Linked DNA regions of Homo sapiens: region 1 is linked to region 2. The links are chromatin loops, found by intact Hi-C in ENCODE. Cell type or tissue: endothelial cell of umbilical vein. All regions are shown on one strand. Links, peaks and the distances in the headings refer to the core of each region. The heading gives the core; the rest is flanking DNA. Region 1 overlaps LOC101927421 (a long non-coding RNA gene). Region 2 has its middle 60 kb from the start of ZNF608.

Region 1 (5,386 bases), core at 69-5,068, 470 kb after region 2:
ATTTAACAAAGGCTAATAAGCCCAGTGTGAAATCTAATCTCAAACTCAAAATTGAATCTGGTATGTACCAGGATTATTTTTCCTTTGTCTTGCTGCTCTGTTTTGGATGCCTTGTGTTCCTTAAATTACCTTTTGAATTATTCTGGTATAGACACCATGATATGATATGTTGTTAATAAATAGTGATCGAGAACTAATTCAAAGAAAACCAAACACAAGCTTTCAGAGATGGAAGTTGGGTCTTGGACTGGTAAGTGGTGGTTAAGTCAGGAAGTCTGGGCTGGGGTGCAGGGATAAGATTTTAAAATAAATAAAAATGAAAACACAAAGGAGAAACCTCATCTTGGGAAGTGTGCACTCAGATTTGGGGAGAGAGGCATTCAGCCTTGTAACTGGTCTCTTGCATGTACTTTTGTTTCCTTACAATCTTATTTTCATATGAAAGCCTGCATGATCTTTTAAAAATGCAAATCACTCCTCTGCTTAAAACATTCCAATAGCTTCTCATTACCCAAAGATAATATCTAACTTCCATTTCATGGACAACTAGGGCCCCTGCTTACCTCTTTGTCCCCAACTTGTACCCTTCTCTGTGTTTCTCACTCTGCTCCAAGTAACATGGGCTGTCGTCTGTCCTTAGTAACACACACTCCCTTTTCACCCTGGGCACTTGCTCTTGTTCTCTCTGTTTGGAGTGCACTTTACACAGACCACAGAGACCAGTCCTGAACTCCTGCCCCAAAGCAGTACCCCTCCCACCACCTCCATCTCTCTCTCACATCTTGGTGGCTTTGCTTCAAGGTGCGGTCACATTCTGAAATTATCATGTTCATTTTCTTCCCGCTCTGGAAGGTGAGCTCTGCAGACAGGACTTTGTCTGGCTTGCACACTCCTGTGCCTTCAGCACATGCACAGCATTCAGCACCCACCGTTTGTCCAGAATGTCCCTTTAAGTAAATAAGAAAAAGCACCCCTCTTGACAGACACCAAGACAGACTGCACCCTACAAGCCCATAGTTCCGTGAATCTCTTTGAGAGATTTAGAACAATGTGTTTTCACATTTTTCACAATCTTAAGACTCCTTTGAGGTGTGCAGGCAGATAGTGGGCTGAATTTCAGCCCTTACTTGTTCTACACAATGGTAGGAGGTGGCCGAAGTATCTGAAATCAGGTAGGCATTCATTAAATATTTGTTTAATAAATGAACTTCAGGGGGTTGGTTGTGTCCATTTTCATCAGTGGAGCACGCTCTCCCTGGTCTGGATGCAGCAAAGAGACTCAGCAGTGAACCGGTGGTATGCTGGTAAATGGGTAACAACTGGATCTTCAGAAGAAACAACAACAGCAACAACAACAACCCTGATTTGTGGTTTTTGTCCATTTGTAGTGTTTGTGGTATAAATAATCAATTGAATACTACTAACATGATGTTAATTGATCACAAAATTCCTGAAACTTTAACAATTGTCTCTTAAGAGCTGGTACAAGCCAGTTACAACCAATCAAACTCTACCCCAGTGTTGAACCCTGGGCACCTCAGATTCTCAGTCAGAGGGAATGACAAATGCTAAAATTCCTTGCAGCAGAGGCAAAGATTGTTTATATACTGTCTGTTGGCATCTTATCGGTCTGAGGATCAGGAAATGGCTTATCTTCCAAGTGGAGGAGGGAGCTCCAACATGTTTTAGAAAATAGGAAGAAAACAAAATTAAGGCTGATACCAGTAAACTAATTCATTGAATCTCATTTTTGTCATCTACAAAATAAACAATTTGGACTGAATTCTCTCTATTTCAATTAAATAGGCTAGTATTCCCTATGCTGTATGAAGATTAAAGTGAGGATTGGGGAAAAGTAAAAACTCTGTGGTTTCCATGTGTGAATGAGTTTGTGGTATGCATGTAAGTATTATATTAATCTTTCTAAGCTAGTTAATAGTATATGTTTTTTTTCCTAGTTGGAATAAAATGATTTAGGTTAAATTTGCCCTGAAACTAAATTGAGACTTAAGAACTTTTCCAAATGCTAAGAACACTGTTTCAATTAATACCTGTCATACTTTTTATTTCTACCAGAGCCTGTAGACTGATTCTCCTCTTCACTTCTCCACATATTCCATTTTACATCCTTTGTTTAATTCTGGACTTCAGGCAAAAGTTAAACACATGCCCAGTATCTCAGACAAACAGAAACCCAAAGTGTCAAGTTGGAGGAGCATAAACCACTGTCATCAGGGGCTTAGTAACAGTTTTAAGAGTTATAATTTCTGACGTTGAGCTATCACTTTTCTGAGCAAACACTAGTGTTGAAATATATTATTACTAGCCCTCTCCCCACTCCAACCACCAGAACAAACATCCAGCTTCCCAGAGAAATTTAAGTGTGCACAGATAAGACAGCAACCCTTTGTAGCAGCCTTTAGACAGGGGACACCAAGCTCTAATAGAGGCTGTCATCCTCACATGAGCCACTGAATCATGTTTATATATAACTTGCATATTAAAAAGCAACAGCCAATGTCAATGGTGCTGATATAAAAATATCTTAATAGCCAGTAACTGACTAATGAATACTACTGTAATAACAGTTTAATTTGAAGAATTCTGACAGCTGGTTGCTTTGTTGAGAGTGGTTTCCAAGGAGTCCTAGTCCCATGCTGAGAACATCTCTAGCCTGCTGATTTATAGCAGCAGTGCAGAACTGTTTAATGTCACCACCTCTCAGCTAAAGTAATAATAAACAGGAATGTTATGGTTTATTTTTCTGTATGAATTGTTCAGGCTCTGTGTGGTAAGTACCAACTCAATAGGAAATAATAGCTGTCATTCTCCTGGGAGTTGTAACTGGAGGTGAGCCTTTCTTCTTTTTATTCCCTTTATTTTTTTTTCTTTTTTATCAACAAGGTTTATATATCAGAATGAATGTAGAAGTTCTTGGTTTTGTGGTGGATTTATTTTATTCTTTTACATAGCTCTTGCTCATCCCATTCTGCTTAGCAAATGTAATTACTCTGGTTAAGATGTAGCTTCCCTATTATTTCTGAACTTCCCAAGATAGTTTAAAGCAGACAGCTAGGGCATGAAATATATGGTTCTACAACTATCTTAATTATACTGCGTGACTCTGTGTTTGATATGAAATAGCAATGTCTGGGAAGTGAACTTAATCTCTACAGATTTAGGACGATTGCCAAAAAGATTCATTGATTTTTTTTTCTTTTGCAGAGCGCAATCTTTTATTGTATAAATGTCAGAAGCTTCAAATTATTAGGAAATGTGTCAAGAAGCTCAAGGTATAATAACATTCTTTAGAGAGCTTGATTCTGAAGACAGTGCAATGAAATGTTCAAAAAGAAAACATGTCTTATGTTCTTAGAGAATAAAGCTCTGGGATTCATTTTAATTTGTCATTTTGAACAGGATGAGGCCTCCACTGGGTCCTTTGATGTGAAAACCCTGGGGATGATATACAGCTATTCCTCGGTCACCCCAGTGTCTTTATAAGCTCCAGATTGCAGAGATGTCAGCAGTCCTGCGAAAGATGATACTGACTTGGGATTTGAGGCTTCAGGGCTGAACTGTAAAAAATCACTGGGATTTGTCCAGGTGATGTCCTGAAGAGCAGGTCATGAAAAGAAGGAGACAATATTATGAGCTGTGTCACCCAGCTCAGAGAGAGCTTCTAGTTGTCCTAAAATCAAGGTGAAATCCTTATCATGAAGCAGTGTATTACTTACTATTTTATTGTAGTAATAGATAACCTACTCAAACCTGCTTAAATAACAAAGAGAATATAGTGGTTCACTTTTCTGAAAAGTTCAGAAGTTGGGTGGGCTTCAGGCATGTGGGATTCATAGATCAATGATATCATGAGAGTCTGAGCTCCATTTCTCATTGTTGTGCTCTACCCTGTGAGTCGGGTTTATTCCTGGCCTAGCTCCTCTGGCCTTATATTCTTACTCTCAACCCCATTGTTTGTCTAAACACCTCAAGGAAAAGTCTGAAGGTAATGCAGATTTGACTATCTCTTTTGTCAGAGAGCCCAGAGTCTCTGATTGGCTTAGCCTCATTCACCCTCTCCAGCTATGGAGCCTGATGGATGCCCACATGGAAATCAGGGCTGTTAGGAAGAGGGCAAGGGATGGCTGTGAGGCAGCCAAAGCAGAATGTTCAGAGATGGGCATGCTCTTCTTTCTGGAAAAGTAAAGTTGCCTCAAAGGCCAGAAGGCACAGATTCTATTGCATACCTCTGCACATCACTGTATTAACATATTTAAACTTGGCTGAACTCTCATTAATCAGTCTCTACTAGTTATTCAGTTTATCTTTCAAGGCTTCATAGCATCAGTTCATCTGAACTTTCCAGATCAGACTTCTGCTATTGCTCAGCTGTAATCCTACTGATATGGATTAGGTGTGTATCCACACCCAAATCTCATGTTCCATTGTAATCCCCAATGTTGGAGAGGGGGTCTGGTGGGAGGTGGTTGGATCACGGGGGCAGATTTCTCATGAATGGTTTAGCGCCATCCTCTTGGTACTGTCATCCCAATAGTGAGTGAGTGCTCATGAGATCTGGTTGTTGAAACGTGTATAGCTCCGACCCCGTTGCTCCTGTGCTAGCCATGTGATGTGCCTGTTTCCCCTTCATCTTCTACCCTTATTGTAGTTTCCTGAGGCCTCCCCAGCAGCTGAGCAGATGCCAGCACCATGCTTCCTATACAAACTGCAGAACCAAGAGCCAATTAGACCTCCTTTCTTTATAAATTACCCAGTCTTTGGTATTTCTTTATAGCAGTGCAAGAATGGCCTAATACACCTACATTCTGACTGGGCTATTCTTATCCTACCTCCATGCCTTTGCTCTTACTCACTCTTCCCCCATTCTTATTTGTTTTTCTCTGACTAATCACATCTGACTCAGCCCTGAAGGTTTATTGGAGGAGGCATATTATAGTGATTTAGAGTGTAGGTGCTGGAGTGAGACTGCGTAGGTTCAGATTTAGCTCTATTGCTATGGAAATTTGCAAGTTACTAAGCCACAGTCAGCCATGATTTCCTTGAATTTAAAATGAGAATATAATGGTACCTAAGTCAAGTGTTGTTGTGAGCATTAAATGAGTTAATATGTATAAAAGAGTTAGGCCAATGCCTGGCACTTGGCAAGAAGTCAATAAACATTGGCTATTATTTTAATGCACCATGAAATCATTCCCCAACTAGCCCATGTCTTTCCTTCCTTTAAACTACTGTACTGTTTTGGCCTGAACTCCTCATTGCACTCTTGAACACTCGTTAATTTGAATGGCCAGATAACTTTATACGGATAGGAGGCTTCAATTAAATACTTCTTGTTTCTCTGCACAGAACATAGTTAAATGCCATA
Region 2 (5,386 bases), core at 115-5,114:
AAAATACTTAGTATGCAAGATGCCATATTTTGGGGGAGTGGTTTCTGAACCCCATGAAAACTATTTGCATTGCAGAAAAAAAAAACAGCTTCAATGGGAAACTATGCATCATCTGGTACACTACACCCTTCCTATTATCTGATTCTAGCCTTTCCTTGTCTTTGAGTTATTTTACAACCCTGTATCTTGCAGGTAACTGATAGACATGCACATTCTGCCCTGTCTAATATAGGTTCAATTGACTTCCTCCCCCTACCTGTGGAAAAACTGGTTTTATTCCATTTGCATGCTAATTTCAATATTCCTGATCTTTAAATATGTCTCTTCACATTCTCTTGAACCAGTTATAATATCTTCTGCATTCCGTCTTTGATTAATGGCTAGAATCAAATCTTTAACATGTTCATTTTTATATCTGTATGAGGGTCGTGATTTCACCCTTCTTTTGAAAATTATCTTGTAATGCCATTCTCCCTAGCCTTTATTCATCATTCATTTCCTAACTCTGATAGTTCTTTTTATTTTTAGAGAGGGTGATTATGCTTCCTGAATTCTGCATTTGATGAGCATAAATATTTTTACAGGCATGATGGGCCACAACATTTGGAATTGGGATGTCCCAGAAAATCTGATACGTGTGACTGTACAACAATATTTCTCATAGAACTATAGAGATGGAAAAGGTCTTAAGTTCTTCTTGTCTCCTTCATTACAGGAACAAAACTAATAAAAATCCAGAGAAATGGAGAATTTTTTCAAGATTGCAGAGATTTTGAGTAGTAACAGAATTGTGTATGAACCTGCTGGGGCTCAGAACATGATACTCCAAAGTATGGTGCTTTGGCATGCTGACTACTTTGAACTAAAGGAGATTGAAAGGCCTCAGAAGCAAGGTCTCTCTGAGCTTTTCCTGCTCCCCTGTCCCTCACTTCTTTTTAGTGAGCCATAGAAACCAGAATTCTTCTCCCTCAAAGCAAGCCAAAATCTTAGAAAGGTCACTCCCTCTCTTCTCCCTTGAAGACTACCATTCCATAAGGGTCCTATCCCATACCTGGGAGGAAGAAATGTTACACAGAGAGGCCAAAAAGAATCTAAACAGACAAGCCTTGCTGGGCTCCTACCATTCCCAGTCTATTACCATTAGATCATACTCTTTGGTCCAATCACATTTCCATATGCCTTGTCCATTCTTCATTAAATCTAAGCATAAAAATAAACAGCTTTCCTCGGGTCTTTGGGTCTTCTTTTCTGACAGTTCCCATGTTACGTAAAACTTTGATTGAATACGTTTGTTATGGTTTTGTCTCGTTAATCTCTTTTGTTATAGGAGTGTCCCTTATGATGGATGAGGAAAGTTATTATATCTTTTCTCCCTTGCAAACCCAAGACTGGCTAATTCCGGATTTCAGGGTCTTTTTTACTACAGTAAACTCTTTCTAAAGTGGGGCTAATAATATGAACCTAAAAACTAATGTAACAGTTAAATGACATCTGAATCTGAAGAACCTAATACCATGCCTCACTCATAGCAGAGGCTTCTGGTGTTCTCTCTCAATGAATACAATAAAATGAGAAAGCAAATGGCACCATTTCTGTGTCTGCTTGGTCAGCCAGTCTCGTTAACTCATAGGCACACTTCACATCTCATTTATGTTTCCCAGAATGATTAGACACATAATAAATGCTCGATAAAATTTTGTTGAATAGAATTGATTTGAGCAGAATGAGCAGTTATGTGAAGGAACCACAGCTGATTTTAAACAAAGACTCTTTTAACTCTAGAGATTGAAGGGAGAGCATGTTCTCATTGTGAATTGTACCCTAATCCTTACATCAACCATAAATTCTAAAAATAATCAAACTAGATTTTTGGTGAATGATTTATCATCTAGAACAATTGTGTTTTCTTTTAAATTTAAATTTAAGTTTTTTCTTTTTTTAGAGACAGGGTCCTGCTCTGTCTCTCAGCTGGAGTTCAGTGGTACAATCATAATTCATTGCGGCCTGCAACTCCTGGGCTCAAGCAATCCTCCTGCCTCAGCCTCCCAAGTAGCTAGGACTATAGGTACACACCACCTCACTTGGCTAATTTTTATATTTTTTTTGTAGAGAAGGGGTCTTGCTTTGTTGCTCAGGCTGGTCTTGAACTCTTGGCTTCAAGTGATCTTCCCACCTGGGGCTCCCAATGTGTGGGGATTTCAGGCTTGAGCCACCACCCACCCGGCTGCAATTGTAACCAAATATCCTGACCTACTTTCTGCTGAAAATCACCCTACTTTCCTCTTTACATAGAAATATTATCACAAATCCCTTTGAATGAGCAACTGCCTATTTTAGGAAATCAGTGACTGTACTTATATTGGTTACGGCTTCCTTCCTCAGCAAATATTCCCAGGTTGATCTTCAGTTCAGGCGAATGACGCTGGGCAGTATTCGCAAAGGCCCTCTATAGTATAGATGCCTGAGAGCTCTTTAGGCTGTGTGCTAACAATATTTTGATATACTCTGTTTTTCTCCCCCCTAGCTGTTTCCTTTACTGCCTGAGCTGTTTGGTCATGTCTGAACTGCTGCTGATGAAGCCTTTTCTGGCAGGTTGCCCGGGGAGCAGCTCTCCTGTAGATTCCGCCTCTCTCCAGGAGTTGCCTGCCTTCAGTATAATGGGCAACATTGAAAGCAGCAAGGCGTTCGGTCGACAAGGTCAGAGTGCCTTTCATTCCTGCAATAATCAACCAGTGTAGCTCTTCCTCAGACCTGGGGAGAGAGAAGATAGAGGTCAAAAGAGCAATTACATTTCACATTGACTCCAGAAAAGGCCTGGATCACAAGACTGAAAAGAAAAACGGATTCTAGCCTCATTCTTATCCATTCCTTTTCTGGCCATTTTTGTTATTAACACTGCCCTGAAACCATAACAAGTTTTAGCTTGATGACGTGAAAAACGCATTTTCTGCCTGCAGATGAGATCTTTCTTCTTAGACATTTAGCACTGTCAGCATATTGCAAAAGAATGCAAATGAGCTGCAGGATCTATAACCAGAGACAGTAAGCAAAGGCCATTAATTATGTTTTTAAAAAATGTTAACCCTAGCAGACTGTATAACAAGCAATTGTGCTAATTTCAATCTGTAATCAGTCCCAACATTAGCATAACTTTATTTATTTAGCATTAAGGCAACAATTTAGAGAATATAATTTAGTTGGAAATGTCAGTAATTTTGCAGTGGCAGATTGTTGTTACAAAGCTACCTCTATTTGACCTTACAGCTGCCAGGACTAATTACTTTAATTGCATTAATTGCACTGACCATTCTGGTGTTTAATGTAGTTGCTGTTACTCTTTAACCATTGAGCAGATCAGCCTGGCTGAATTCTCAGTAAAATGGGCCAATGCTCCTTTCTAAATCTCCTTTGATTCTTTTCTGCATTTTGAGAGCCCAGATAATTCACAGATTGCTAGTGTTCTCACTGAGACCATGAATTCTGAGGAGAGCTCTTGAAGGAAATAAAAATCTGTACTATATTACTGTATTTCCTAATGGATTCTTATTGCTCACTGCTGACTCGATTAAAGTACAATTAGTTCACTAATGACAAAGAAATGTGTAAGAAATGTTTGTGTCAGTTTCAACAGTAGATTAAAACTCCTTTATTTCACATTTTGGAATGAATTCCTATGAACAAGTCTGTATTCTTATTTCTGCCTTATAGACTGAACCCATAGCTTTCCCTAGGATTGGACTCAACACAAATTGAAATACACAGCTATGTCCTAATTTAAGATCTATGGCTTTGGGAATCTATAAAATAGATATTTCCTCCTGACAAGGAAAGTTTCACAGGACATTTAATAAATACTTTACTACCAGTGATACATCTATTAGTCAAAATGAAGAGCACTTGAAATATCTTTTTTTTTTTTGATACAGAGTTTCGCTCTTGTTGCCCAGGCTGGAGTGCAATGGCACAATCTTGGCTCACCACAACCTCCGCCTCCTGGTTTCAAGCGATTCTCCTGCCTCAGCCTCTCAGGTAGCTGGGATTACAGGCATGCGCCACCATGCCCAGCTAAATTTGTATTTTTAGTAGAGACGGGGTTTCTCCATGTTGATCAGGCTGGTCTTGAACTCCCGACCTCAGGTGATCTGCCTGCCTCGGCCTCCCAAAGTGCTGAGATTACTGGAGTGAGCCACGGCGCCAGGCCTGAAATATCCATTTTTATACATGAAATTATGGGCTTATGGGGCTTGGGCATGGTAGCTCATGCCTGTAATCCCACCACTTTGGGAGGCTGAGGTGGGAGGATCGCTTCAAACCAGGCGCTTGAGACCAACCTGGGCAACATAGAAAGATCATGCCTCTACAAAAAATAAAAATAAAAAATAAAAAATTAGCTGGGCGTAGTGGCCACACCTGTAGTCCTAGCGACTCAGTAGGCTGAGGTAGGAGGATTACTTGAGTTCAGGAGGTCGAAGTTACAGTGAGCTATGATCATGAACTGAAAACTGGGCAACAGAGCGAGACCCTGTCACTATACACACACACACACACACACACACACACACACACACACACACACACATATATATACACACATACATATATATACACATGTATGTATATACTCCGAAAGTCAGAAAAACTAGACTCAGCCAGTTCATCTGTCTACTGAAAGCAGGCAGCAGCTCCTCCTTGCTTCTTCCAGATGACCCTCAAATCTCTGGTTAAACATTTTAACTTTTTTAATTTTTTATTTTATTATTATAATTTTTTTTGAGAAAGCCAGCTGACTTTTTATTGCTTTGGGGGCAGGGACTCAGGAGTTCTTGGTGGGGCGGGTCCGCTTCCTCTTCACCATTACAGGCTTCCGGCTGTGCAGGGCGCTGGCCCTGCGGATGGCAGCCATGCGCAGGTCAGGGCATACTTGTTCTTCAGTATCGTGTGTCTGATGCTGCTGAGCGTGGCGCGAGCATTCTTGTTGATGGTGGTCCGCACATAGGAGGTGGCAGGCTTCCGCTGGCTGGATCTCCGCTTCATGACCACCACACCTCTGCTGTCGGCTGCAGGCTCCACGCCCACAGTCTTGCGGTGAATCAGCCCTTTTTAGCGAAGGAGTTGCGGGCCTTCAAGTTATTGGGCTCTGTGCTGTCTGTCTACTTCTTCCTCTTGATCAGGAAACTGGAGCAGTTCCTCACGACCATCCATTGCAGATGCGCAGACATGGCGGCGGCTTCTCTCGCAGCGGCCTCAGGGGCAATTTAAAAGGTAACACAGATTACTTTGTTCAACGATTTGAATTCCGAAACATTCTTTAATATAACAATATATATCTATCTGTTTTATTATAACTATTATTCACTGGATAATAATATTAATAATAACCAACATG

What was found. Peaks named below come from ENCODE experiments on the same cell type or tissue, not always from the same donor. Only the 100,000 strongest peaks of a DNase experiment are listed, where the experiment ranks them.
Region 1: a loop joins it to region 2, with 13 times the contacts of the local background. A loop is called at or near these places in 1 of 110 quality-filtered maps.

The regions. Positions count from the first base shown.
Region 1 is chr5:125,272,804-125,278,189 of GRCh38, forward strand. The region is part of intron 4 of LOC101927421 (a long non-coding RNA gene); the gene reads left to right. Among named protein-coding and RNA genes, the nearest start is that of LINC02240, 220 kb to the right of the region's middle. In endothelial cell of umbilical vein, for the core only: no CTCF peak of the experiment used is centred there; DNase peaks (open chromatin) are centred at 1,628, 2,648 and 4,948; H3K27ac peaks cover 2,603 bases.
Region 2 is chr5:124,804,013-124,809,398 of GRCh38, forward strand. It overlaps the pseudogene RPL28P3. Among named protein-coding and RNA genes, the nearest start is that of ZNF608, 60 kb to the left of the region's middle. In endothelial cell of umbilical vein, for the core only: no CTCF peak of the experiment used is centred there; a DNase peak (open chromatin) is centred at 2,439.